Regions from separate parts of the Mus musculus genome. Here regions 2, 3, 4, 5, 6 and 7 are each linked to region 1. A link is a loop called in an ENCODE intact Hi-C map of the cell type or tissue named here. Cell type or tissue: heart. All regions are shown on one strand. Region 1 overlaps 1700025G04Rik (RIKEN cDNA 1700025G04 gene). Region 2 overlaps Gm36920 (a long non-coding RNA gene). Region 3 overlaps 1700025G04Rik (RIKEN cDNA 1700025G04 gene). Region 4 has its middle 50 kb from the start of 1700025G04Rik. Region 5 overlaps 1700025G04Rik (RIKEN cDNA 1700025G04 gene). Region 6 overlaps 1700025G04Rik (RIKEN cDNA 1700025G04 gene). Region 7 has its middle 91 kb from the start of Edem3.

Region 1 (4,000 bases):
TCACAGTGCAGACTAGACTTCCTCATTTAAAGAGAATTTTAAATGGGAGCACCATTTTCATTAAAAAAAAAAATATCCAAGCCTCAAATCAATTATTAGCTGTCAATCAACCAACAGCTACTTACACAACACAATCAATTTTTTCTGGCTCAGTGGGCAGGACAGAGGAGCATTTATTTAGCTGGGACTAAGAAAGTACATAAATGATGGACAGGGGATATAGCTCAGTGGTAGGTGGGCTTGCCCAGTGTAACATCTTAGGTTCCATTCGCTATACTGAAAAGAAAAGTATCTAACCTAAAAACCAAAAGAAAGAATAACAAATGTGCTTGAGGAATACATGGAAGGTAGAGAACAAACTAGTCTTACAGCTGAAGCAGTTCCTTGGCGCATGAAGGATCTGAACTCAGACTTGAGAAAGGGTTTCTTTAGTCTCAGGAGAAACAGCAAGAGTGAAGCCATCCCACAGACAGCCTGAGAAGGTCACAAAGGTAAGCAGATATGTTCTGGAGAAGCTGTCTTAGAGAGTCCTAGGTCCCTAACATAGAAAACTGAACACTGGATTTTCAGGAGATGCTCTGCAGCCCCCAGAGATTCCTAGATGGTGAATTCCTCCATCACGGCATCTAACGAGGTAGATGCTGCCTCGTCCCTCACAACCTTCTAATCCTAGGAGTTGCTACATGACTATCCTAGGAACACTGCTTTCCACAGAGCTTGCAGGCAGAACTGACGTCACCTCTTGGCACACAGGAACCAGGTCTGCCTCACTTTACCTAGATCCTACAGATCTTCTTATGAGAAGTCATGTGACCCCAAGACCTTTACCACACTGGAGACAATGAATGCAGTCCTTCTCCTTCACAGCACCAGAGTTCAGAGAGAAGCTGTCAGGAGCGGCTGTGATGTGCATAGCGCCTCTTGGGCTGTTATGAGACCCACTTCACTTACCACCTACTGAGAACGGGTATGAAAAACTGCCCCTCCTTTGCAGGGGAAACAATGTATTTCTTAGGCAGGAAAGGCCGTAAGTCACCAAGGGAAGTGGAATGTATGCGTTTGATGATGAACTCAAACCACCGCTATATCTGCCACCATCAAATAAAACAGAGAGCCATCGGAGAGAAAACACTTTACTTAAACCCAGTCCCCCTGATGCACAACCAGTGTCTAAGCTGTTTCTCAAGTCCAATTTTCTAAAATGGCCGGTCCCTGAACAAACAGTTCAATGGCTTATACAAGTTTGGCTTTTTTTTTTTTTTTTCCTGGAGCTGAGAATCAAACCTATGACCTCCGACCTGCGAGAAAAGCGCCCTACCATTGAGCTCTATGACATTTGCCAGGTTCTAGTCCGTAAGCCTCTGACAAGATGTTTCCACGCAGTAGCCTACAGATTTAGAGGTGACATCAGCAATGTAGCTCTTTGCTACAGATCCCTCCGCTTGGCATAAATGTGTCTCAGGTGCTTATCACACTCTCATAGAGAACTGTAAAATAACAAAAAATAGCGGGGATGGGGACATGGCTCGGGTTATAGCAATATTTATTTAACTAAAGGAGAAGGCGAGGTAAAGAACATGAAATGAAACCGTTCGACCTGGGATTAGCAAGGAGATTCTGCTGCGTGATAAACCCTTTGACTGGGGCGCTTATGGAAAGCTGTAGAATGCTTCCCAAGATCTGTTGGTCAGTTTTCTTAAAATCAACAGTCGTCATCAGGGTAGCTCCGTTTGCTACTATCCAGCAGAGGATGGAACCTCAGAGTGAAGCAAAGAAGTGCGATGCTCTAAGTACTTCTAAACGGCCTAGCAGGTTTTCAAAATCAACAACCGCCCTGTGGAATCGGTAAGTGAAAACCAAGTCCAAAAGTTCCTGAACTTTTGGAACTTGGAGATGGAATGAGTGCTTCTCATTCCATCTATCCTGTGAGGTATGGAGCGTCTGACTGTCAGTTCACGAGTGCTGTAAACACATCTGTTGTGATGGTAGAAGGCTGTGAAACAGGCAGAGGCAGGTATGTACTGGAAGATCTGAGGCTTGATTGGGGGTAGGGGGAGTGGGAGGAGTAAGGAGGTGTTGGGTAGAGCAGGACTCAGGCGCCCGAGGGCAGAGGGGAGGAGCCTGGTTGGAAGCAGGAAGTCCCGCCGTTGGAAGGTAGGTGGGAGGAACACAGAGAAAGTGGCTCGGGAGATGTGGTTAAGATAATAGGGCAGCCGGTTCTCAAAGAAACCCAGTGTCTCGCAGGTATAAATACAGTAGTGGGAAGAGAAGCCAGAGAGGCTGTGGGTGAACATCTGGGGAAGGGGGCCAGGAAAGCATGGAAAAGCTCCAGGAAGGATAGGAAACGAAAGGAATACTTGGCAGAGAAACTGGAGGTAAGTAAGGCCAGCCTAAGAGGACAGATTTCTGAGAGAGCCACAGGATGCTGGGAGCAGCAGTGAGCTCACTGAACTGGGCAGGGCTCCACGTTGCTTTTTTTCCAGGTTATTTTGGAGGAAGCAGCTGTGAACCTAATAAACTGGGAGTTGGGAATGCCAGAGCTCTCTCTCCCAGGATCTCGCCACCAGAGAGACGCCAGCATGGAAACCCCGGACTGCTACCACTGCAGTCGAAAGTCCATGACTATAAACATGTAAAGAACACCCTAAGAGATGGCAAGAGGTATTGGTATTGGCTGAGCCACTCAGACAAATGATGAGGTGGCAGGAGAGAAGGGTTTATCAGCTACGGAAAGCATGGCTATTCCAAATCAAGATGGCCCTAACTCAAGGGTTGAGATAATTTAAGGGAGCATCTTGTCTCTACCATATTACTGATAACCTAATGGAGCATCCTGTATGTTTCAAAAACCCCACCCTGAGGCATCAGACACTGCTCTTAATAAACTAGCGCACAGATTTATTAAAAACTATGTCTGCATCTAATGTATTTCTCCAAGGTCTTAAACACATTACAGACCTTAACTAATTAAGTTAATTCCTTCAGTTTGATCACTATTTGAGTGACTTCCAAGTGCAAAGTAGTCCGCCGTGCCAGCTGCCATAGGGGTTTCTGAGACAAGCAAGACAGCCCTGCCTTCCCAGAGCTTGGTCAGTGGCTTGAATTCAGGCTGGGAAAGCTGCACTCCTTCCCAAGTGTAAGGCACAGCACAACTTACGACCAAGGAAATACAGTCTTCCAGTGACACATTTGTAGGAAAGTCAGGGCTTGTATTAGTACCTGGCAACTGCAGACACTGCTATGCTGCGTCTCCATGTTTATCCTATCCCAGTTTACCCCCAAACACCCCCATCATAATTGCATAACCGCAGCATGTTACGTTGTTTCTTACTGCAACTGTAACTTATAAAATTAAACTTCAGAGCTGAGACAGTCAGGCTAAATGACTGCATACATTAAAAATATGTATGCGTATAATTTACACACCACTTCAGATAGGCTCTTGAATTATGAGCCCTAAAAGTCAAAACTGTCACTGTTTTTTTAAATGCAGTTTTACTATTGCAGTTCTTCTTGCACAAAAGGCGTGTGCGTGTGTGTGTGTGTGTGTGTGTATATGTGTGTGTGTGTGTGTGTGTGCGCGTACTGTCTGTTGCAATCTGCTTTTCAGAATTTATCAAGAACCTATCTAAATACGATTTACTCCCCCCACACTATGGAGTGAAGCTCAAAGCACCATGACATAGCTTAAAATAAATGTACTTACTAAAAACATATTAGTAACATAAAATTATTTCTACTTGGGTCAGTGACGTGGCTCATCAGATAAGGGTGCCAGCTACCAAGACTGACAACCTGAGTCTGACCCCCAGGACCCACAAGGTGAAGGAAGAAAACTCCTGCAAGGTGCCCTCTGCCCTCTGCATACATATGTACATGTGTTCCAGTACACACGAATATACTATAAATTAAAAGCAAAGGAGGATCAGAGACGCCCTGAACACTCACCATGAACACTGTGTGGGGTCTTCATACCTGTATCATCTCTCATAGCCCTCCA
Region 2 (4,000 bases), 130 kb after region 1:
CAGGAAAGCAGGAAGTCTCTCTCCACGCAGGCTTTCCACTTCTGGTAGTGTTGGCTGCTTTCCAAAGTGGGAAGAATAAACCAGCACAGCCTTGCCAAGATGTCTATAGCATCCTTCAAACACATCTTCAAATCTTCAGAAACACTCAGGGCCTGGTTAAGGAAGAAATAATGCTCTATGGGAACCCCCCAGCACCCTGCCCTGTCACCAAACAAGGTTGGGATGTAGCTGTTGGTGTGAAATGCTGAGACTCAGTTGCTCTCGATCTTAGACACATTTCAGAAATCAAACAAAGCTCCACTCTGCTAATAAAGGAAGTTGTAGAGTCACCACACCAATCTCCAAACTTGTACATCATCATCATCATCATCATTATTATTATTGTTGTTATTTTATTATTATTATTGTGTGTGTGTATGTGTGTGTGTGTGTACTTGTTTATGGACCAAACACATTGATATTTGAGCCTGCTGATTTCTTTTGCAGAAAGCCCTGTACATTGTTAACCAAGGGTGTGCATAACCTTGAGGGGTCTGTGGTGCTGGAAGGCAGGGTCAGTGAATAGAGTACAGTGGATGGAGCAGCTCACAGTGGGAAGGAGACAAACAGGTCAAACAAAGAAAGGGAGCAGCTAGCTTAAGGCCTTCTGCTCTGAGGTGAGATTTTTAAGAGCTAGGAGGCCTGGGTGTAAACAAAGGCCATAGATGAGTCACAAAGTCTATCCATGGTGACTCTGGGACGTGACCCAGGGGAACGTGGGTAGTGATGTCTCACTGGCCTGTTGTTATAAGTGCTGAGTACACAGGTAAATAAGAGACCCCTGACCTCCTGGGTTTACACTGTCATACAGATTGTTCAAACAGAAATCTGACACCCAAGAACTATTGACACCCAAGCATTGAAGAGTCGTGATCCTGATGTTGGAGAAGCTTAGAGGATGCCTATGAAGTTGGGAAGTTGGGGTGGGAAAGATCAGTGGGTTTCCGCTGGGTTTTGTGGAGAGAGTAATGCTGAATGGCTGTGTACAGAAGTGTAAACACAAGTCATGGGTTGAAGAATAGGCAGAAGTAGCCTTCTGTTGATTCTGGGATATACATGGACCCCCTACATGCTCACAAATCCCCGCCCCTCATCTTTACATTCAAAGCATGAAATCGAAGTATTTGCAGGAGTAAAAAGAAGACATTACTAAGGAGGGACAGATGCTCTAGAGTTTCTGAAACAGAACAGCCCCGCTGTCACGCAAGCTCTATGTGACACCTGTGTGTGGCTTGCTCTCTCAATAGAGACAATATTTCATTAGAAAGGCAAGTTCAGGCTGTAATCAGCAGACTTCAGGAACTTGTGAGCTGCAGCAACACCATCTTCTGAGATCTGAGTTCACTTCAAGCACAACTTCCAAGGGCGTTTCCCGAGTGTCTCCTCAGGGCAGGACTCCGGATGAGAAGGAAATTAGTTAAGGAGTGTATCATGAGTGCAGGACAAAGCTATCCATCTGCCAGTTCCCCACCCCCCAATCCATTGGCCATATTCCTTCCCATCATGTACCTGAGCGTTACCCTGTGAACCACAGGAAGAGAACAGAAATGAGAAAGGAGGACTGCCTCTTGTCTGAGTCACAAATCCAAGAGCTCTTCCCTGGACCTGCAGCATGACTTCCATCATGACAGTGAACCACATCTCTTGAGAAAAGCAATGACTGATGTCATCTGAAGACTAAGGTCCCATGCAAGATGAGGTCAGCGACAACTCAGCTGCCTTTTAAGGTAATGTTCTGTCTCTGATTTGCAAGATCTGAAAAGCCTGTCACACATTTAGCCCTTTTTATCTCTCCCTCACCCAAAGGCCAATGCCTGGAGAATGGCACCTCCAGGAGCCCACTCCAGGCATGGCATAGACAGTCCCTTTTGTCCTGACCTGACTTGTATGTTGTAGCAGCTTGTATTACAAATGCTGATTGGGTCCCCAAAGAACAGTTTGCACTAGAGGGTCTGCACATAGCTTCTGGGAACCTGCCCCCCAGTTAATTCTGATTAATACATAAAGATGCCAGTAGCCAATAACTGAGGAGAGAAAGAGGTGGGGTTTTAGGTTTCCTGGGCTTGGGACCAGGAGGAAGGAGAGAGAGGGACCTGCCCTACCTTGGGAGAATGTGTCGAGAGGAGATAGAGAGATTGGAAGAAGGAGGGAGGGAGGGAGAGGGAGGGAGGGAGGGAGGGAGGGAGGGAGGGAGGGAGGGAGGGAGGAGGAGGAGGAGGAGGAGGAGGAGGAGGAGGAGGAGGGACAGAGAGAGAGAGAGAGAGAGAGAGAGAGAGAGAGAGAGAGAGAGAGAGAGCGCCACGGGGTAGGGAAGCAAGGAGAGATCCCTGGGCTTGGGGCCAAGAAAGAGTGGCCCAGAGGGCTGCTTAATTGGGTCCAGAGCAGCCAAGATGGAACGTAGACATTAGTAAGTAGTAATTCAGAATTATCTGTGGGAGGCAGATTCTAGCAACATGGAGGCTAGGCCGTTCCCCTGCTATTGTGCTGCTTAAGGCGAATTAGAATATAAAAGCTGTGTGTGTGTGTGTGTGTGTGTGTGTGTGTGTGTGTGTGTGTGTGTGTCTCACATTCAGGAACATAAACCACTAAGGTGGGAAGCAACCCCACAATGGGAATTTATAATAAAAATATTACTAGAGCATATCTCTCATTTCTACCCCATTAGCATTTGCACAGTCTGTGTCCTCACCCACTGGCACTATTTCTTCCAGTATTGGTTACCACTGCCCGATGGGGACTTTCTCGTAGCTTCTTAACTGGTCTCCTTTGCTCCTCCCCATGTGATCCTCCACAATGGTCAGAAATAAGCCTTCAAAAACACAACTTTGTTCACACTACCCACCCGCTCTTTGTGGCTTCGGACATAGGGCTCAACAGTTCAATTGTCACAGACTAGTTAGTCTTCATGATCTAGCCCTTGCTGAGCCCAGGGTTCTTATGCCTTCTCACATCTTCTGTTTCTTGCATCTCATAGTCTAACTGTGTCAAATTATTTCCATAGTCTCAACATGCACCCTACTCCTTCCCACTTCCACGTCTTGGTCTAGACTGCTCGTCCTACATGGGATGTACTCCTCAGTGAGCATGTCTACCTGGTCAACAGACATCATCTTTGGAGGCTCATCTCAAGAGGAACCAGTGAGCTCTTTTCTGTCTGCTGTTAGTGAGGACTATCTCTAGCCCATCTCTCCTCTCAAGCCTGAGCAGTCTTGTGGTGCCCTATATTCCTATTTGCTTCCTGGCATCTATGTTCACCCCAGTTTTGCATCTATACTGCCATTGCTAACCTGCAGAAGTGGCCCTAGTGAGGGGCTGCAAGACTGGAGGTGGAAGAAAGGACCACCTTGTGCCACACTGTGCCTGGAGTGAGCTCGGGTCTGCTGTTCTAATACCATCTAAACAATTAGTGTCTGGCGCGTCTCCTGCTCCTGGTGTCTCCTGCGCCTGCCGGCATCCTTCCAGTGGTACCTCTCCACCCCCTTTTCCCAGCAGCTGAATCCGGTCTGCAGTTTCTCCAATTCTGGCAGAAAGCAGCCTCTTTATTTCCCCCCGCTCCCCAGAGAAACACCAACACGAGGCAGCTATCTCCTACAGGTTTTGTCTATATGACATCGACTTTTACACTTTCAATCACTAAGCTAAAAACTGTATCAAGTTAACAGTTCTTTATATTAAAATCACTGCATTAAAATAGCTGTACTTTAACATCCCCTGACTGAGTTCGGCATGATTCACTTGCTGAGCTAACGGTGGATTCTATAGTGTGATGGTGTCAAGTTTAGATTTTTTTTCCCCATAAAAACACCAGAGGGGGCTGGAGAGATGACTCAGGTAGTAAAATGCCTGCCAGGCAAGGATGAGGGCCTGAGTTCAATATTCAGCACCCATGTAAGAAGCTAGGTGTGGCTGCACGCATCTGTGACCCTGGCCCTGGAAAAGCAAAGACAAATGAGCCCCTGGA
Region 3 (4,000 bases), 65 kb before region 1:
TTGAGGTCTTCTCTCTCTAAAGTTAGCATTTAACTCTCATTTCAGAAATAATTATGCACAGCCTTGGGGGATCGTCCATACTGTTGTTTTGTACTGTGAACTTTCTTCTTGGTGTCATTTGTAAATTTTGAGGACCAGTTGTGTTTTCAATGACCCTGGTCCTGTGCAAATCTTTGCAAAAAGTAGGAATCTAACATTTGTTAGCTTAGATGCTGGTTATAAAGCAGACGTGTTTAGAGATAAGACACCAATAGTAATTTTGCCTTTAAGAGAAACATTTATGAAAGGCAAAACTGAAAATTACTATCCATAGCTGTTTAAAAGAGGCCAAATGTTTGGTAAATGTTGTCTCTGAATAAGGGTTATTTCTTTTTTAAAAACTTCCCATATGATTAAAATATGAATAAGGAAGACATTTTAGTGGAAAATGTAAATAAAAGAATGAAAAAAAAATTTAAATCCTATATCCAAAATTGATGCGTTTAATCTCACTCTAGCCCAGGAACACCAGACTGCAGCCTCATCAACTAGCTCTGGTTACAGGATTCAAGTTCATGACTGAATGAACTTCACAGCTCTGCAAAGGTGGCCCACAACTCCCTGGGCATAAACAGTAACTTCAAACCAGTCTCCTTCGCTGAACATGTCCTAGACACCCACCTGTAGTTATCTGTTGAGGTACTGTGTCCAACTATTTCATTTTATTCATTCTATATCTCATTGTTTCCCCCAATTATGAACGGCATCTGCTTGCAACCATAAATAACAAATTTGGAGCATAAACGATATGTTTAGGGCCCAGTTCTTCAGGGTTCAGTAACCTAGCAACAGAGTGGTGAGAGACTTCTACCTAAACCATTCCTTTATCTAAGTAGCTACCTGGCATGGGCTTGGACACCCACTGCTCAGGTCAGGTTTGGGAATGACAAACTGATAATGACAGACAGATTGGAAAAACAGAAGGTTACAAGAGCCTTGATGCCAGTTCCAAAAACCTGAGCACCAGGACCATGAAGAGGGAAAATACACATGACTTAGGACCAGTTGCCAAATACACTTTTGTCTCGGCACCACTCAAGTTAATAAGAATCTAGAAGCTCTTGAAAGCTAACACCTAACACTTCTATATTCTGGATACCTGCAGGCCGGACATATGCTTTTAACAAAAATAAGCAGAGGTACTAATTACTACCTGCATTCTAACAGATAAAGGGGACAGGAGATGAGAGGATATTTTAATGCTTTCTTTTAATGAATGGATACAAGGTGAGTCCTTGTGACAAAGATATTTCCAGAAACAATTTAGCCCCTGTCCTCCTCCCTGGGATTTGTTTGGTTTATTGGCTCATCTATCAGACTTTAGAGGACTCTGGTTCCTAGTGGTCATTTGCAGTTAAGAGTCCTCCACTTCTTACCTAATAAAACTCAGAGACATATTTATTGGTTCTCTTCTTCCCATTCCAAAAATGAAAGTCAAAATACAATAAAGTAACATGACATGGTTTTTAAAAACTAACAGTTCCAGCAGTGGTAAAATAAATGAACAAATCAAACGTGGAAGGCTGTTTATTTATATGTCAAAGAGAAAGTAGCATTCTCCTATAGGATGACACAGTCATTTGTCCCCCCCACCCCCCCCCCATGAAGCCAACAAATCAAACAGGAGGAAGCCAGGAGCTTCCCCTTCCTCCCTCAAGGGGTAATGAGTTTGCTTCGTTAAAACCAGCCTCCTCCCCTGTTACACGCACTCTGAAACACAGATGCACGATGACATCAGCCGAAGAGCTAGACACCATCAATCTGCAAGACAGGAAATGCTGCAGCCAGACCTGCAGCCTCCTTAAACATTAGCTGCCTCCTGTCTACTGGTGGCTCTGTTCTGTAATGCAGGAAGGGCTGCTGATGAGACGGATCACTGGGAGGCAGCAATGACTAGAGACAGACAGTTGTGCCCAAGACACAACTTCTTAAACTGTGGATCAGAGCCCAACATGGGGCCAGACAATTAAGGATAGAGGTTCTTAACATATAACACACATACTTCGTACGATATGTGCTGTCCACGCCATGCAATGAGAAGGACTTTGTCTAAAATGGCATGGCTGAGACCATAAACTGCAGTGTTTGACTTGTTTATTAACCACTCATATCAAGCCTTCTGCTCTTACAGAAACATTACAGCTTACTTATGGAAAACAAAGATTTTCTGTAGGTGTGTGTATGTTTATGTGTGTGTTCAAATGCATGGGCATCAAACCAGCATCTTTTCAAACTATACTGTGTTAAAACTTTTGATTGTACACATTGATGTTGAGTTGCTGACTTAAAAATCATTAAATAAGCTGGGAGATAGTGGTACAAACCTTTAACCCCAGCACTCAGGAGGCAGAGGCAGGTGGATCTATGAGTTCCAGGCCAGCCTGGTTTACAGAGTGAGTTTCAGGACAGCCAAGCTACAGGGAGAAATCCTGTCTTGGAAACAAAAAACAAAAAACAAAACAAAACAAAACAGGTTTGAAAATTCATTAAATGAATTTTGGTTTAGGATTAGAACAGAATTTCCAACAGTTTCCAAAGTAAGTACTTGTAAACATACTTCTGCTTTTTTATACGACGTGATCATGTGATAACATGGTATTCTGAACAATGATAAAATGAAAACAGTTATCAGATATGAAAAATGCCGAAGACATTCAAACATTCAGCCAAGATTTAACTCTGAGTGAAAATAATCACGGCAATCTCATTAGTAAACAAACCTGCCATCAACCTCGAAAAATGGTAAAAATCTGTGTATATCAAAGGATTGTTTTAAAGAACATTTTCTGATGATTTGCTATCAGTAAATTCCTGATAAATGTCTACTCTATAAACCTATAAAGTCACGTCGGATTTTCTTAGTAAAAAGGGTTCAGGAGTAGAGAAAATTTAGAAAGCTCTGCCAACAAAGTTAACCCAGACCTAGGTGGCCAGGCTAAATGAGGGAGATGCATGCTTTCAAGGAGTAGTTGCCCTAATTTGATCTCTGCTGCAGAGAGTGTTTTTTTTTTAAAGAGTATTAGATAATAGTCAATGGTATTTACAACATCTTTGACCTTAGTTTCTCCTATTAGCACACACTTAAGCCAATTTATTTCTTTTTATCTTATTTTGGAAGATATGCTGGTAATGGAAGTGTACTGGCCAGTTTGATGTCAACTTAGGACAAACGTAGACGTGCCTGGGAAGACAGAACCTCAACTGAGAAAATGCTCCCACTAGATGACCTCTAGGACAATCTGTAGTGCATTTTCTCAATTAATGATCAGTAGTGGTGGGCCTGGCTCACTGTAGGCTATGCCACCCTGGGATGGTGGCCCTGGGTGCTATAAGAAAGCGACCTGAGCAAACCATGAGGAACAGGCCAGTAATCAACGCCCCATGGCTTTGGTTTCAGTTCCTGCCTTGGGGTTCCTGCTCTAAGTTTCTGCCCGGACTTCCCTGAGTGGCCGAACACGATCTGAGAGTTTTTAAATTGAAATAACCCTTTCCTCCCCAATTGCTCTTGGTCATGGTGTTTTTATCATCGCAGTTGAAACTGTAACTAAGGTAGGACTGTAGAGATTTACACAAGTTAAGCATGCGCTCTACCACTGAGCAACATCCCCAGACTCAACCCAACTCCACTTCCATTCAGTGGCCTCTGAAGCTGCACAATGTTGGTGATGTCACTAGCCACACAGGGACCATGACCCACCTTGCAACTGCAGGGGTTTCTCAAGCAAGCAGAACACATGTTGGCACCTGGGGCTCACCAAGTGACCTCCTTCCTCTCACTCATCTCCACTTAACTGTTCTGATCACCACATGCCAAGATGATCTTGAATTGAATCTGTGACTAAGTATCTATAGAGAAACATAGTGGTTTCTGTCCACAGCGGAGCTGTTTTCTCCAAGGGCATTCACTGGCTTTGCTGCCCTGGGACTAGATAGGGCTGTATAGAGAGTTCAAGTAGGGAAA
Region 4 (4,000 bases), 55 kb after region 1:
ATACAAGGTCCCTGATTCATAATGCGGTGGCAGGATGGGAGTTTAGGGATGCATCTACTTTCAAGTTCTTTTTATCTCTCCTTTTCCTGTTGAAAAGAATATGAAAGAATTGGGACAGGATGCCCTTTAAAGAAACCTTAAATCCATCTTTTCCCAACAACTGCAGTATATATCTGTAGTATTTCCTCTGGAATTTAAACAAATACTCAAACAAATAAAATGGAATTACACCTTTAATCCCAGCACTCGGGAGACAGAGGCAGAAGGGTTGTTATTTTTTGCTTTTTGTTTTTTGGGTTTTGTGTGTGTGTGTGTGTGTGTGTGTGTGTGTGTGTGTGTGTGTGAGAGAGAGAGAGAGAGAGAGAGAGAGAGAGAGAGAGTTAGAGTTCAAGGCCAACCTGTTATACAGAGCAAGTTCCAGGACAGTCAGGGGTACACAGAGTAGAGGGGGAGAGGGAGAGGGAGAGGGAGAGGGAGAGGGAGAGGGAGAGGGAGAGGGAGAGGGAGAGGGAGAGGGAGAGGGAGAGGGAGAGGGAGAGGGAGAGGGAGAGGGAGAGGGAGAGGGAGAGGGAGAGGGAGAGGGAGAGGGAGAGGGAGAGGGAGAGGGAGAGGGAGAGGGAGAGAGAATATTACATGCATATGAAGAATATACCATCTAATTCTGTCAAAGCTAGATAATATTCAAAATCATATCGTTTTCAGGGTGGAAGTGGATGAAAGGTTGAAGTGTAATGAAAATTTGTTATTGGAGGAGAGGATGAAGTCTCCATCATGAAGTCTAGCCAAGAGTCTTTAGTAGAGAGCAGTGGACAGAGGCCTTGTGGGTTCATGTGATCAAACGGCTTTAGGGCAGGGGCATCAGGTCTCCTGTGAGAGGCAAGACAATTTAAGAAGCAAAAATTATGCAGGTGAAAGTGGACTTTTCTTCCCCACCAAGTACCTCTGGTTATATTTTGTGACAGCCAACATGGTCACATAGTTTTATTCTCATGTCACATAGGGAAATTAAATGCTGTTACCTTCTTCTCTAGTACATTATCATTTACTTTGTTTCTTTTTGGTAAATATTATGGTGAATTCCCTTTTGAATTGAATGGTTTTGTTTTGTGATTTTGATACAGGTCCTAGCTAAGACGTGTTGCATGGCCTTGAACTCACTCTGTCGCTCTGACTGGCTCCTAACTTGCCATCCTTCCTGTAAGCTGAAATTAGAGGTGTGTAGCCACAAACAGTTCTCAATTAAATCAAACCCTTCTACTCTTTGTCTTCCAGGAACTTGACCTGAACTTTTTCTTTGCTTCTTATTCCCCAAATGACCTTGTGTCTCAATTTGACTCTTCCTCATCTTGTATGATACGTGTTCTCTGTGAGCACTGCTGTCTCTTCATTAGGAGCAACAGTTCTCACATATTGCTATCTGCTTTGAGTTTTGACTCAAGCTTCCGTGAGTCATATGTTAAATTGCTTCTGGCACATGGATGACTTTGGATGTGTCTGGAAGGCTAAGTAAAAAACATTTAGCCATGTCATAGGACAGGGTCACTTGAACAGTCACTTTGTAGACGTGACTGCACAATGGGGACACATGAACATTTCCTTACCTCTGGTGGCACGGTGCCAGAATAAACTTGGGCTGATTCTCAGATGTGTCCAGAAACTCTTTTGCTTCTCAAACTGGAATTTTTATGCTAAAATATTAGTTAATATTCAGGAGATCTTAATTTTTCAGGGGTTAATATTAAGTAGATTCCTAAATCGTATTCAAGAACTTTAGCTTATTACATGCTTGAAATATCATCCCATGTTAACATTTTATTTGTTTATAGGATATGTTGTCACACTCTTATCTTTTACATGAATGAAAAGATGAGAATGGACTTGAATTCATTGCTCATTTAAGACAGTAATGTTCTTCACTTAATGTCAACAAAATAGTATACAGGATGAAAAGTACTTCTGGGGCTCCCACTCTGCATTTTGTATCCAGCTACATGTTATGGAGGATCAACACGTATCCTGCTTTCAAAAAGTGCAGTCCTGTAGACAGAGGTAGAATAATAAAATTAAGAGGAAGATAGGTCAAAGTTAGTGTGCATCGACATTTGCTTCATCTCATATCATTCGACAGTCCTGCAAAGATTATCTCCAACTTGTAAGTGAGGAAAGGCAAGCCAGGAAGTCTTATATCCGAGGTCAAGGAGACTGTTGCCAAGGCAGGATTCTCGCTAGGCTGTTTCTAACTTTAGAGAACCAAATGTTTTAACAGTTACCAGGGTCAGGGCCTGGGATGAACTTGTGTTTCTAGGCTCTTGGCCTCTAATCCAGAGAACTGAAAGAAGGCCTCTCAGATTAGCAAGAGAAGTGTGATAACTTTCTCCGGAGCAAAGTGGTAGTGCAGAATACAGAGTGGTGTGGTGTCAAGATGATTGACAGCAGCCTACATGACTGAGAATGGTCAAGGGCCCAATTATTTCTTGGGTTTTCTTTTATGGTGTTCAAGAGAAAGAGGTCTTGGTCACAAAAGGGTAGCTCTTGATTTTGATTAATAGATCAGATAATATATTCATTTTTCCCAATGCACATGTCCCTTCCCATAATTCATCTGGATTTCATTGTATGCATGTATAATTAAGCACAGGGATAAGATAATAAATGGGGGATCCTCCCTAAAATTTAACTGGAGGACATAATTTTGCCTTACTGTGCATATGTCCAAAACCAATTTAGGTCAGATTGACTGTTCTATTCTTGGTACACAGGTACATTGGAGAATATACTTGAATAAGAGGTCTTTAAATTTGATTGATATTAAGGGTAGAAATGAGAGGATACAATTTCAAAGAAAAGAAGCTGAAATTGAAGGCCTGGACTACCACACCCATCTTTTGTCTTATTTTTGATTGCTTTAGCTTTAGAGCAAAATAAGCCTTCCAAATCACTGTGCCCTGAAGTTGTTCAATTACCTTTATTGTATATGTATATAAATTTGTGAAGCAACCTTCTAAGTCCTACAAAAGCTCTCTGTGTATAAACATAGATGAGTTTGAGAAGAAAGAAGATTTTTAGAAACAATTTCTCTTCTTGTATAGTTTATAGGAAACTTCTTTGCTCACAGGTTTTAAATGTTTTATTGTATTTCTGTAATTTCATTACAAGGCACCAAGATGGTGTGGAATGTATTTTATTATGATTGATCTTTATCAATTTTACTTCTATGTCAATGCTATTTATTTCAAAAACATTTTTGTCAAGTGTTTATTTCTATTAGATGTTGTAAATTCCTTTTGTATACTGAATTTTTTAATCTATTGAGTCATTTGATAAATTTATGTAGTCATGCTTATACTACTTGAGGCATTTTCTTTGCTGGGACATGTCATCATGGAGCAGTAAGTCACAAGTGGGAGTGTTTGTCACTTGCACCAGGGTGATTGAGCATGTCTGGAAGTCATCCATACTCCTCCTGTGTATTAGGCTCTGTCTGAGGAGATGAATGGTTGTGACTATTAAAACAGACACATTTCCATGTACTGCAAAACCAGGAGTCCAGTTTATACACTGAAAACAAAACAAAACAAAACACAACTTCTTTTGAGGCATTTTGTGGGCTATTTGCAGAAAGCAGTCATATTTAAAAAAAAGCAAAATTAAAAGCTGACAGTGTTCCAACATACAAAAGTTATATAAAGTGTATTCTTAGACCACGGTTTTACAGATATGGAAATTAGTAACAAGTGTTTAAGTAAAAAACTAATAACAGCCAACTGGAGACCCTATCTTCTTAAGTGCTTTATATATTTAAAAATATCAACAATAAATTGACTTAGGATTAAACTCAAGAGGTGAGAAAGATACTGGAGAGGAGCCATAAGAACGACAAAGCAGAGAACTAAAAAAAAATTTTTAAAAGCTCGGAGTTTATAAGCCAGTAGACACAGCAAGAGAAAGACTGAAGTAAAGACGTGGAGAAGCACACCTTCAGTCAAGTGACAGTGATTCG
Region 5 (4,000 bases), 160 kb before region 1:
TAACATCCTAGTGTGTGAATATGTCACCTTTGGCTCACCTAGCTATCACTCAATGGACAATTTAGATTGTTTTCAGTTTGTGGCTTTATAAAGAACAACGTCATGAGCATTCTTGTGTACATACAAGTATGTTTTAATTTCTCTTGGGGAGACTCCTGGAAGTGGGACTGTTGGGCTGTACAGTAAGCTTTGTTTCCGTATTGAACATATCAACACATTATTTTATAAAGGAGTTGCATGATTTACATTCCCACCCGCAATGCATGATGGGTCCAGGTTCTCCACATCCCCGCTTCAACATCTGTCAGTTTCTCAATTACTTCCATTGGAGCTGCTGTGAAGTGATGTCTCACTGGGAACGTTACTATTACATTTTGACTTTTAATAAGACTTTGTTCTTTATTTTTTCCTATGCATCCCCAGGATATTCTGTGCCTTGCCACACAGAGAACTGACATATTCACTGGTTGCCTGCATTTATCAAAGAAAAGCCAGTTTTATATTTGTTTAGAAACCTAATTAACTTGTACGTCAGGGTTTGTCTGTCAGGGGATTCAAAGTGCTTTGCCATTTTTAGAGGGGATGGGACAGGAAACAAAAAGTGGCTGAAGAGGTTGTCGGCAGGGATGGAGAGCCATGTTCATAGCTGAAGGTGTTAACCCGACAGTGTGCCCAGAGCCATGAGACACCTGTACCAGGAATGGAATTGGGAAGAGAAAGAGAAAACCAAGATGTTCTTTCCCTTAGGAGACAAAAAAAGAGTTCAATGTTAACCCGGTGTTAAAAACTAAGTACCCTCCTACCTTAGCTGGGGACCATGGGGACAGGGCAGAAGCCATGGGTCTTCCTCTGTCCACACAGGCACCACTACCCTCTGGGATGCTTGCTTGCTAGAACACAGATTCCAGATCCACGCAGAACACCCTGCATAGAGAGAGGCTCCACGGGCCTAGGAGTATACAGCTGGAAAAGGGGACCTTGGCGATTCTTTACAAATCTGAGCACTTCATTTCAGAGGGAAGATGCCTTCACACTTCGGGTTCCCCCACGTGCCCTTCACACTACCTGGAGCTTTGCACAGATACCTCAGCATTATCATAGAGACCCGGAAGGGCACCCATCCACCCTTGATCACGGCCAATGGCTCCATCAGCTGGAAGAAGCATCCATTTAAAAAAAAAATGCTTGCAAACTACTGTCAGGTTGTGACAAGCTTATTTAAATAGCGAAGTTTTCCTTTGCCTCGGATAATTTCTTTCTTTAGGAACAGAGCATGCTGTCATGTCTGAGTAAACTTATCATTCCTTTCTCAGTTGCTGAAGACAGCCAAGGCAACTGTATTAAGGCAGCTGCCAAGAGCGTTCCCACCCAGCTGGCAACTCCCAGAGGGGTGAAGGGAAGGAGAAAATACCCAGAAGGGCCAATGACTTTCCGAACAGTTCTCTTACCCCTCCTCCGCCACGCTGAAGGAGGCAGCATCCTCAGGATGCTCGCAGAAATTTACCTGCTAAGGGCTTTAATGCAGAAGGATGGGACTTCTTTTTCTCTGTCACTTCCTTGTCTCCTGTCTCTTGCTTGGGCTGTCAGTGGTAGCAGTGAGGGGCTCTTTTCTAGTTGGGCTTAAATGAGAGGAACCCTTATGGTTTCCAATGCCCAGCGCAGGGGTTCTCCCTTCTTTAGAAACCACAATGGTCAGACTGAGGTCTGGAGCTAAGTCCTAGTTCCTGGAACTACTACAGCTTCCTGTGGGGAGAAATGACACAAGACACCGGACAAGAAAGCTTAAAGGGGTTGTCCTGTAGGTGGTGTCTTTCACACACTTCTGTCAGTCAGTCTGTCCGTCTGTTTACCTCCATATCTGAATCACTTCGTTTCAGAAAACCCATGGAAACTAGGAGAAAAAAAAAATACTTTGCCAAGTCCCATAATCAAGAAAATTTGGGGTACATAAGCACATTTGAAAAATAGGAATATATTCAGTTACAAAATAATCATTTCCCCTCAGGAGGGTGTATTTCATAGAACGCAAAGTCTGTAAACCACCTCCTTTGACATTAAATATTTGATTTCTCACATAATATTAAGATGGAAAAGGACACGATCTCTTTTTAAATAGCTTGTCTTCTGCATGCTTGTGATGAGCTGAACCATAGTCACTTCCCCAGAATTACTGCGTGTTGGCATATCGACATGTCCGCTCTGTCAGCTGCAGCTATTAAACGTGGTCCAACCAGCATCAGAACACGAACACGAAGCCCCAAATGCCCATTGTCATTACGGAGGAACAGAGCTTTCTAGACTTACTAGTATTTTGTTAAAGTCATTTACTGGTGATGAAGTGAAAATGTGACGTCTCAGCCTCCTTTGCAATTCTTTCCCCATAAATGAAAAATCCTGCCACAAATCTCATCTTGCAGCAAACAAATGTGACGGCGGGGGTGGGGAAGCAGGGTGATTTTAAGGCACTCCAGTGCTTCTCATGCAGTTGCTTTTAAAGGCAGACGGGAAACATTTAAAACAATCTTGTAAGTTAAACAGCCACAGGAAATAGCTCGGAACAGATTTAATTGTATATCAACAAATTTAGAACAAAGTCATTAAGTCACTATGTTGGTAATTAAAAGAAACAAGCTACAGTGTTAGCAAGTCCTACTGACAATTATAAGTTAAGGATATTTTAAAAGACCCTTCTCCGGGGTTTTCAAGGCATACACATGTAGGGAGCCATCTAACGTGGGGACTATGTTCAGTTTCTGCCGATGATGTTTTTATCAGTTAGGGAGAGGGTAGCTCGTGGAGATCAACAGAAAGAAAGTTTACTTCCTGCCTCTTAGCCAGTGCAGGGCACTCAGGCTGTGAGGCTCCACATCCATTTAACATCCAAACTCCTCACGCTGGAGGTCATCAATGTTAAGTCCTCACTTCACTTGGCCATAACAGGTTACAGAACACATGCAGTCAAAAGGAGAGGATGCCTGAGACCAGGCAGGTCTGCAACGTGAGTTCCAGGCCAGTCAGGGCTATAGAGCGAGTTCTTGTCTCAAGCAATGAGAAAGTATCTTAGTAAGGGTTTTATTGCTGCGGCCAAACACCATGATCAAAAAGGAAGCTGGGAAGAACAGGGTTTATCTGGCTTAGACTTCCACATTGCTGTTCATTAAAAGCGAGATGAGAAGATGAAGGAGATTTGGATCAAGGGGGAAAGGCCCCTGGTGGGTGGGACCATCTCTGGGCTGGTAGTCTTGGTTCTATAAGAGAGCAGGCTGAGCAAGCCAGGGGAAGCAAGCCAGTAAAGAACATCCCTCCATGGCCTCTGCATCAGCTCCTGCTTTCTGACCTGCTTGAGTTCCAGTCCTGACTTCCTTGGTGATGAACAGCAATGTGGAAATGTAAGCTGAATAAACCCTTTCCTCCCCAACTTGCTTCTTGGTCATGATGTTTGTGCAGGAATAGAAACCCTGACTAAGACACAAGACACAAGGTGACACACAAAACAAGCCAGGTTCAGCAGGAGAGAGAGAGAGAAAGAGAGAGAGAGAACGAGCAACCTTAACCCTACTATACAGTAGAGCCCGGAGATGCTGAAAGGAGAGTGTGCTTTGGGAAGAACTCGATTATTTCTAGACAGCCCTAGTAACTAACCCATTTCTAGCTTTTCTAAATGCGTGCAGCATATTATTATAGGACATTAATGATAGAATTTTCCCCTTCTGAACAGCCTGACGCAGTACATAACAAACACCATTAGTTACATTAAAATGTGAAATTTTTATAGAAATACAGGAAAATGTCACTGCAGATTTAAACTGGATCAAAATGCCCTTCAGAATTCAGAACAGACTAAAGCACTTGGGCGCGCAACCATAGTGGCTAGCATTGGTAAATTACATCACACGCCATCTGGGCATGCATGTGTCGTTCATGCACCCCAGAGAAATGCATGGACAGTCACACACCACTGCTTCTCCATTGCTCCTTTTCCTTAAAAAATAAAAATAAA
Region 6 (4,000 bases), 110 kb before region 1:
GTCCCTTGTATGTTTTGCATGCCAAAGACTTCAGAGTATGGAGACCCAGAGTCATGGCAGTCTTGAGTGTCTCTGTTCTAACAGTGGGCTTTCTGCTTTGTTTCTGGACCAATCCCCTCTTCACATACTCGTTCTTTCTCCAGAGTCCAATCTCACTTCTGATCCGAGTTCCCTTAAACATAAAAATCCATCAAGGAAGTGTTTATCTGGGCTTAACCAAACCCCTAAATCGCCAGGCTATGGGAAGTGTGTAAGGAACCACCCATTCAGGCGCAAACCAGAAGACCAAGATGGCTCACTGAGTTCGGGAAGAGATGGTTGTCACTCTCAATTGTTGTATTTTTACAAAGAAGGAAGAAATCTGGCATCAACTATCATACAGAACACTGAGTAAATAAATTCAATTAGCCCCAGCACACATGGGAAGCAGGCAGTTGGAGCAGCATTTTCATATGTCTATTATGATACTGACAGGCTAAGCAATACGCCCTCCCGCTTCTGAGGGAGAAGGATGAATATTTTATGCCTTGTTCATTTACTCTTCCCAACCCCTCCCTCCATCCCCGCCTCTCTCTCTCTGTTCTCTTCACAGTTTCAGAATTACCAAGAACCCTTTGAAGATAAGAGCCGTGAGGCTGGTGAGTCCTTCATCTCCACAAAGTCTAGATATTATCTTCTCACAGTGAAGGAGAGATGCTGACTAGAGCCCAGCTTGTGGAAACATGAGGCTTCTTTGGATACTCACTTCCATGACATAAATTATTAAACTGGGGTGAAGCCACCTCATGAGTTTGTCAACAGAGGAGTGAAATTTATACACTCTGGTTTTATTTTTAGCTTGACATGGGTTATAAAAGAGAAATCTGAACAGCCTGTGGAAACAGCACACCACTAAACTATGGCTCTAAGCACTCTGATGACATTGGTCATCTCAGCTGTCACTCATTTCCCTGACTCCACTGTTGTAACGGAACCACTTGCAAACAAAATGTCCATGTGTGAGTGAGATCAAACAATATCCTAAATGACCTAAACAGAATTTCTCCTTCAAGATGGCTTCTGCCTAGTTTTACTTAAACATCGGGGTCACAGTTGGAAAAAGAGAGAAGAAATCAAAACCAGGCATTGCTGTGTCTATTCTATCATGTCGGGGGCTATTCCAGAGGCTGTCCATGCTGGGCAGATGGAGACCAAGAGCAGACTCGTCTAAGACCATTCAAGGAAAGCATCTTCAAAAGCCACAAGGCTGGGAACAGAAGCCATCCCCACCCTCCATCTTTAACTTAGACCAGTAGGGTCTGCCCTATTCAGTCTATAGATGCAAATGCTGTATTAAAGCACATAAAGTTACTACAGGACACCAGGAACTAATGTGCCACCCAAGGAAAAAAGATAAAAGCTAAAATGTCAAACCAGATGATACGTCAACTGGTCACAGAGACTTCCCAATGTGTCACTGATGATCCCTGTCCCCTTCTCCAAGACTGGCTCAACATTTCCTTCTGCTCAAAATCTTTCCAGTCACCAGCTGATGACAAGCTGGCCTTGTGAAAGGCCCTGCTACAACACTGGCCCACAATGACTCTCCTAGGATCCCAAGTGAAGGCCCACCATTCTATGCTAGGACCCCACCCCCACCCCATCTTCCTGAGGCCTTACTAAGAGACTCCCCTTACTTCTACTTGCACTGTGCACGTCGGTGTCCCCTTGGGTTTCCAGAGAGTCACCACTTGTCCTTGTTGTTCCTGCCGTTCCTTCAGTGTGCCTAATGTGCCCAACTGACCATCAGAACTGAGTTCGCTGAGAGAAGGATCTATTCAAGAGACAGAAGACAGTTCTGGGAGTAAACACTTGGCTCACCCTCGCCTTGTTAGTGCTATGCATTCAGTATGGGAAAGAGAAAGTGGAACCTGAAATACAACTTCAGTCATTTTCTTCTGTGCTTTCCTGTCACGATGGCCTTGCAGTTGTTTCAGAAACCATTTTTGAGGAGTCCGGGGTGTGGCACCTGCCTTGCACTCGTGGGGCTCTGGACCCAATGCCTAGCAACCATATTCCCAGCCATGTTTGAATGGTTGGTTTCTGTGTAGAGTCTGTGTAACGATGTGCATAGCTAACCCTTTGCTTCCTACATGTTCACCAAGGTAACAGGGTTTTCTTCCAGGGTCGTGGACAAAGTGATTAATTAGCACCTACTTTTTCCTCTGCCACGAAATAACAGTAACAGCAACAGATCCAGGTGACTGTTTAATTTAATTAGGCGTGGCAGGGATGGCTGGAACTCTGTGCTGGACTGTACGGTACAGAACACCTGTGAGTCCTGTTTTCATCCCATAACATGCTGTTCCCAAATCGGGAGCCAGGCTTCTGCTAATCACAGGGACACTCAGAAGGCTGAGTCAACAGCTCCCTCCCCCTCAGAGATTAAGCTACTTTTGTTCTACTTGAAAACAAATTAGCACAGTGCCAGAATAGTCTGTGGGACCTTGAATGTGCCCCGCTCAAGTGACACAAAAGTGCCGGCATCTGGGGAAAGGAAGACGTCCAAGATTGATAAAGAGGCACAGCACCTTTCCCGCTATCCCTCTTATGCACAGCCAACGGGGGTGGGGGGAGAAGGAAGCCACCAAAGCCCTCCCCTCACCTACTCTGCCCTTCTCTAGCTGATGATCATCCAGAAGATCTTCAGGCTGATGTCAAACTACATTATGCGGGTTATCTCCCCTCTGTAGAACTTAAGCGCCGTATGTATTTGGGCCAAGTCTAACGCTGAAGCGATAACCACATGCTAGGGAAGTATTTAGTCTGCTGTTGGTTTATATGTGGCATCTCCTCCATGGGTTCCTGTGTTTGGTCACTTGATTGTTCTGGAAGGCTGTGGAACACTCAGATGGAGTAGTATTGAAAGAGGTAGGTTGCTGGAGGGCAGGCCCTAAGGCTTGACAGCCTGCTCCACTTCCTGTCTGATCTCTGCTTCCTGCTGCATCAATTATCAGGGATACACGTGTCATCCCGGGACTGCCCAGGGCCTTCCTCTTCAGAATGGGCATTATCCCCAGGAATGGTGACCAAAATGACCCCTCTCTCCCTCAAGCTGCTTCTTCTTGTGTATGTGGTCACATCAAGACAGGTCACTAATTGTCCTTGTGTAAATAAAGGACCAAGCGTGTCCTCTTTTGCTTTGTTGTGGGAACTTTTCAGTGTCTAAAGGTCCCTAAGCCAGGAAGTGAGTCCCTCCAAGTTCAGACACTCCCATTCCCAATGACTCGCCCAAGTCAAAGGCATCCTTCAACTCTAAGGACAAGACAGAAATCAAAAGTTAGTGCTGTGCATCATTTGAGAGAAAAGAAAATCTCCTCATTTATACAAAGGCATCTTGAAAGGGTGAATCAAGATCAGTGCAACACTTGTCAATCTTGGGAGCTCATGCTCCAACCGAGCACAAGAAGCAGACCGGAGTGGCGCGACTGAACAGCTCTCGCGGGAGGACGGCCTCTACATGGTGAGTGTTAATTAAGGAAAACAAGACAGTGTTTTATTAAACAGTGAGGAGGACTCCCGACACTAGCAGAGGCAAAAGGTTGCATTCTGCCAAGTCTAAAGTAATATATGCTTAAATTATTTGCAATGAGAACTGTGAACTCCCATGGAATGAAACTGAACAGTTCTCAAGGTCCGTCTGGCTGATTTATATACCCCCCCGCCCCCGGCCCCTGGAATCTATCTACCAAAGACAAGAAGAAAACGCCACCATCTTGCTTATGACTGTGAAGTAGTCAAAACCAGAAAACTGCTATAACATTTCCTTTGAATACATGAATTTTCAACCAAAGTTCTAAATGCTAAAAATAATAATAAAAATCTCCCTTGAACATATTATCAGTTCTTTCTCATATGTTCCTAAGTAATGAAATTGGATTCACAAAATTAAAATAATAATGGCCAATAATGGCATAGTCTTCCCCAGAACTGTGCTACTATCTTACGTAATTTGTACAAA
Region 7 (4,000 bases), 240 kb before region 1:
TTCTGATATGGTTCTCAACGCTTGTGGTTGAGTGGAAGAGCAAACAAGGGACATTTCCAGCTAGATGGCAATGGATTTCTAAGTCCCCTTCGATGGGACTTCATGATAATCTGCAATTCTCATTTGTGAACTGCCTCAACAAACTCAAAGAAACTGCTATGTAAGAGATTATGTAAGAATTCTCACTTGCTGGCCATGGTAACACAGGGCTGTAATCCCAGCATTTGAGAAGCTGAGGCAGGAGGGCTGTTAAATTCCAGACTAGCCTGGGCTACATAGGTGATTAGATCTTGTCTCCCTGCACCGAAGAACTTTCTTCCCTTCCAAGAATCTCTATCTTTTGTTGTTGATTAAAGTTGTCAGTTCTTACTAATTAAATAACTTAGTTATTTAGTTAAAGAAAATAAATAAAAGCTGTTAAATTTTGTTGTTGTCAAAGTGCTTTCTTTTGCTGCTTTGGGGTTGCCTCGGGACAATTAGGTTCAAGAGAATGGAGGTCTCTGATGGTAATGGATTCCCTTATTGATCTAGCAAGTGTGTCCGGAAGGCTTATTGTTCAGCATTATACGCAGGTGTAGCGCATGCCCAGTTCCCCACAGACTTCTGCCCGCTGCATCATCTTGATAACATGCTTGGCTCCGTGATTCCTTTGGTGACACGTTTATTTTCACTCTTCCGTGCAACAGGAGGCCTCCTTACTAATTCATGTGATACTGTTTTCTAATTAGGTGTCTTGACACAGCAGGCGTTCCAGTCCTGAACGTTTCTTTTTCTTTAATGTGCCTGCGAGCTGCCTGCCTTTGAGCTGAGTAGTCTCTTATATAAAACAAGAGAACGAACACACAGAAGACACCTAACCCAGTGCCTGACACCTCGGGAGGGCCCCGAGGCATGTTCATCATCTACCAGTCTTGTCTCCTCACCGTCTTCCCTTCTGGCATTTCAGTTACCCTTAGACATAAAATACCGCCATTAAACGGCTCCATTTTTCTTCATCCCATTAGAAGCCAGCTGTAAATGCAAACTACATAGATCAGACGTTTCATTTCTATCCACCTCACAACGTACCTCATATGGCAGAGATTTTTATTCACCTTGCTGTGTGGGGAAAGAATCCTTCCACGAGAAGTGTGGTAGGAAGGTTATAACTGTGGGTGAGTGAGGCTAGGAGATGGAACAGGAGTCCCGTTTTTTTTCCTCTCTCCATAAATTTTCATCCTTGACAATTACGCTTCGGGGACTCTGGGTGACTGTCACTTAGAGCATGAGTATACTAAATAGGGTACACAGTGGGGGAGAGAAACCACAGCTCTCCCTGAGCCTAGAGAGGCTTAGCACAGAGCTGGGCCACCTGTCTCCTGTGGGCGGCCTGGTGCCCCAGCTGCAATGTGGAGGAAGATCTGCATGCTCTAAAGGCACAGCGTGACCCTCCCAGCCCCACTGCAGGATAAGGTTCCGCCCAAAGGGAGAGAACAGCACGGGCTCTACCACCCACACCTTCAGGGGCTAGCTGTGCTCCAGCCCATGGACCCAGGCATGAGAAAGCACACGGAAGCTCCAAAGGATCTTCTACCGATTGTCCCCAGCCCGTTTAATGGCATCTTTCGGATGCTAAGGGAAGCCATCTACCTGCCGTATGCAGCATCAAGAAATCCCCAGGACGGCTTGCAGCTGAAACCATGTATTTTGTTATTCCTGCAGTCTCTGGAATTAAGGAACAGGGTTGAGGCTCCAGTTACCTGCCAAACAGAAGGACCTGATCTCTCCAGCGCCCAGCGGGGGACCACAGCTGCCGCCCTGGGAATGCCTGAATCTGCCTGCTGGGGGCGCAGGTGCCCTGAGGGCAGAGGGCAGAGGGAGCGAGCATGCATCCTGACATAGTGGAGATTTGGGTGCAGCACATGGATTTTAGAATCCATATAGATTCATGTCCACGTCTCAGCTCTGCTCCAAGTGTCATTAACTTGTTCCCTGGCATTGTGTGAAGGTTTTCCCCTTACTGTGCCATGCAATGCTCACAGCAGCCCTTTAAGAAAAAATGAGGTAAAAATATTCATCTCCATCTGGCAAGAAATGGACAGTTAGTTCAACTCCTTGCTTCTGGACACACCCCTTGGCCCACAGCTTAGTTTTAAGGAAAGCTCAGGTTTTAGTCATTAGATAAAAATGAAAACAAACAAACAAACAAAATGCTTAGTGTGGCGACAGCACTGGTCCTTACATGTTTCTTGGTGCTCTAAAACTGGGCCAGTCACGTGCTGCTGAAAGGACTTTTGAGAGAACTAGAGGTAATGAACACATGAACAGTGCATAGAAAAGCATGGGGTGGTTTCCATCCCTGCCTTTGGCACCCAGGGGCTTTGGGTAGACCTGACTCAGGACTAAGGTATGTGTGTGTGTGTGTGTGTGTGTGTGTGTGTGTGTGTGGGTGGGTGTTCAGAGTCCATGCTACAGTTGCTATTTATTTTAAATTAAATATTTTCCAGAAACATATATTAAAACAATAGTTGAATCTGAATGGGTATGGGTTTTGTTTTTATCTTTATACTTTCTAAATGAAAAGAATATACTGTTTTCTTATTATAACAGTAATACACATTTTATGGGTAATATCAGTGTTACCTATAAAAAAATAAAGATAATTGTCAAAAAGAAACTGGGAAAAAAATGTCCATTTGCCACGGTTCAAAAGTGACCATTGTTAGCTTTTTCTTCCATTTACTTACGTGATTCATCGGTGTGTTTGCCACTTTGCAGACTTGATCTCATTATGTAGGTTGTTATCCTGCTCTTAAAATTCAGTACTTCACTCTTCATGGCAATTCAAGTCTTTTCTATAAAATGTTGTAGTACTTGCATGCAGCCTACACATAGCCTCACTTGTACTTTGGAATAACTCTAGATTACGTCTAATACAATGTGAATGCAAATAATAGCTGTTATACCGCATTGCACAGTGAGTAATGCATGAAAAAAAGTCTATGTCTCCGTAAAGAAGACAATATATATATATGTATGTATGTATTTTCTTGGCTAGGGAGATGACTTAGCACCAAGCCTAATGATCAGAGTTAAATTCCCAGATCCCACATGGTGGAAGGAGACACCTACCTCCTGAAAATTGTTCTCTGACTTCCATGCATGCTATAGCATGCACCCTCGAAATAAATGAATATAATCAATATATCTTCCAGTATTTTTTGGGTTAGGTAGATGGCTCAGTGGGTAAAGTGCCTGCACTTAAAATATATATATATAGCTAGCCCTGTATTTAGATCAACATAAAGGATCCAAGCATGTTTGTGTGTGTTTGTAACCTTAGCATAGGATGGGGCAAAGAATCCCTGGAGTTCTCTGGCCAGCGAGTCTAGCCAATCAGTGAGTGCTGGAGTCAGCGAGAGACCCAGTCTCAAAGGACAAGCTGAGAAGCAATCAAGAAAGACACTCAGGTGGCTGGAAAGATGGCTCAGTGGTTAAGGAACTTTTTGTTACCACAGAGAACTGGAGTTTGGTTCTCAGAACCTACACGGTGGCTCACAGTTGTCTGTAACTCCAGTTCCAGGGACTCCAGTACCTTCCTCTGACCTTGGGGGGCACCAGGCACATGTGTGGTACATAGCCACACATGGAGGCAAAACACTTACAAAATAAAAAAGAAGGACATCTGGTGGTGACTTCAGGATTACACACACACACACACATATTAGTACATATACATACACTGTGGTGATTTGAATATGCTTGGCCCAGGGAGTGGCACTATTAGGAGGTGTAGCCTTGTTGGATGAAGTGTATTGCTGTAATTTAATTGAGACTCTCCCCCTAGCTGCCTGAGAGACTATCTTCTGTTTGCCTTCAGAATGAGAAGTAGAACTCTCAGTTCCTCCAGCACCACGCCTGCCTGCAGCCTGCCATGCTTCCTGCCATGATAATAATGGACTGAACCTCTGAACCTGTAAGTCAGCCTTAATTGAATGTTGAACTTTATAAGAGTTGCCTT

The links. A loop is a pair of places that touch in the nucleus more often than their neighbours do. Peaks named below come from ENCODE experiments on the same cell type or tissue, not always from the same donor. Only the 100,000 strongest peaks of a DNase experiment are listed, where the experiment ranks them.
Region 2: it touches region 1 in a loop (2.1-fold over the local background); 6 of 42 quality-filtered maps call a loop at or near these places.
Region 3: a loop joins it to region 1, with 2.1 times the contacts of the local background. A loop is called at or near these places in 7 of 42 quality-filtered maps.
Region 4: a loop joins it to region 1, with 3 times the contacts of the local background. A loop is called at or near these places in 4 of 42 quality-filtered maps.
Region 5: it touches region 1 in a loop (1.9-fold over the local background); 2 of 42 quality-filtered maps call a loop at or near these places.
Region 6: it touches region 1 in a loop (2.2-fold over the local background); 5 of 42 quality-filtered maps call a loop at or near these places.
Region 7: it touches region 1 in a loop (1.9-fold over the local background); 2 of 42 quality-filtered maps call a loop at or near these places.

The regions. Positions count from the first base shown.
Region 1 is chr1:152,082,704-152,086,703 of GRCm38, forward strand. All of the region lies in intron 1 of 1700025G04Rik (RIKEN cDNA 1700025G04 gene), which reads right to left. Among named protein-coding and RNA genes, the nearest start is that of 1700025G04Rik, 5.6 kb to the right of the region's middle. In heart, a CTCF peak has its summit at 2,431; a DNase peak (open chromatin) is centred at 2,448; H3K4me3 peaks cover 777 bases; H3K27ac peaks cover 614 bases.
Region 2 is chr1:152,217,539-152,221,538 of GRCm38, forward strand. The region is part of intron 7 of Gm36920 (a long non-coding RNA gene); the gene reads right to left. Among named protein-coding and RNA genes, the nearest start is that of Gm36920, 70 kb to the right of the region's middle. In heart, a CTCF peak has its summit at 1,866; no DNase peak of the experiment used is centred here.
Region 3 is chr1:152,017,589-152,021,588 of GRCm38, forward strand. The region is part of intron 1 of 1700025G04Rik (RIKEN cDNA 1700025G04 gene); the gene reads right to left. Among named protein-coding and RNA genes, the nearest start is that of 1700025G04Rik, 71 kb to the right of the region's middle. In heart, a CTCF peak has its summit at 1,858; no DNase peak of the experiment used is centred here.
Region 4 is chr1:152,138,118-152,142,117 of GRCm38, forward strand. No RefSeq gene overlaps it. Among named protein-coding and RNA genes, the nearest start is that of 1700025G04Rik, 50 kb to the left of the region's middle. In heart, no CTCF peak of the experiment used is centred here; DNase peaks (open chromatin) are centred at 1,544 and 2,304.
Region 5 is chr1:151,924,585-151,928,584 of GRCm38, forward strand. All of the region lies in intron 3 of 1700025G04Rik (RIKEN cDNA 1700025G04 gene), which reads right to left. Among named protein-coding and RNA genes, the nearest start is that of 1700025G04Rik, 160 kb to the right of the region's middle. In heart, a CTCF peak has its summit at 1,804; no DNase peak of the experiment used is centred here.
Region 6 is chr1:151,972,676-151,976,675 of GRCm38, forward strand. All of the region lies in intron 3 of 1700025G04Rik (RIKEN cDNA 1700025G04 gene), which reads right to left. Among named protein-coding and RNA genes, the nearest start is that of 1700025G04Rik, 120 kb to the right of the region's middle. In heart, a CTCF peak has its summit at 2,336; a DNase peak (open chromatin) is centred at 2,416.
Region 7 is chr1:151,844,777-151,848,776 of GRCm38, forward strand. No RefSeq gene overlaps it. Among named protein-coding and RNA genes, the nearest start is that of Edem3, 91 kb to the left of the region's middle. In heart, a CTCF peak has its summit at 1,785 (motif pointing right); no DNase peak of the experiment used is centred here.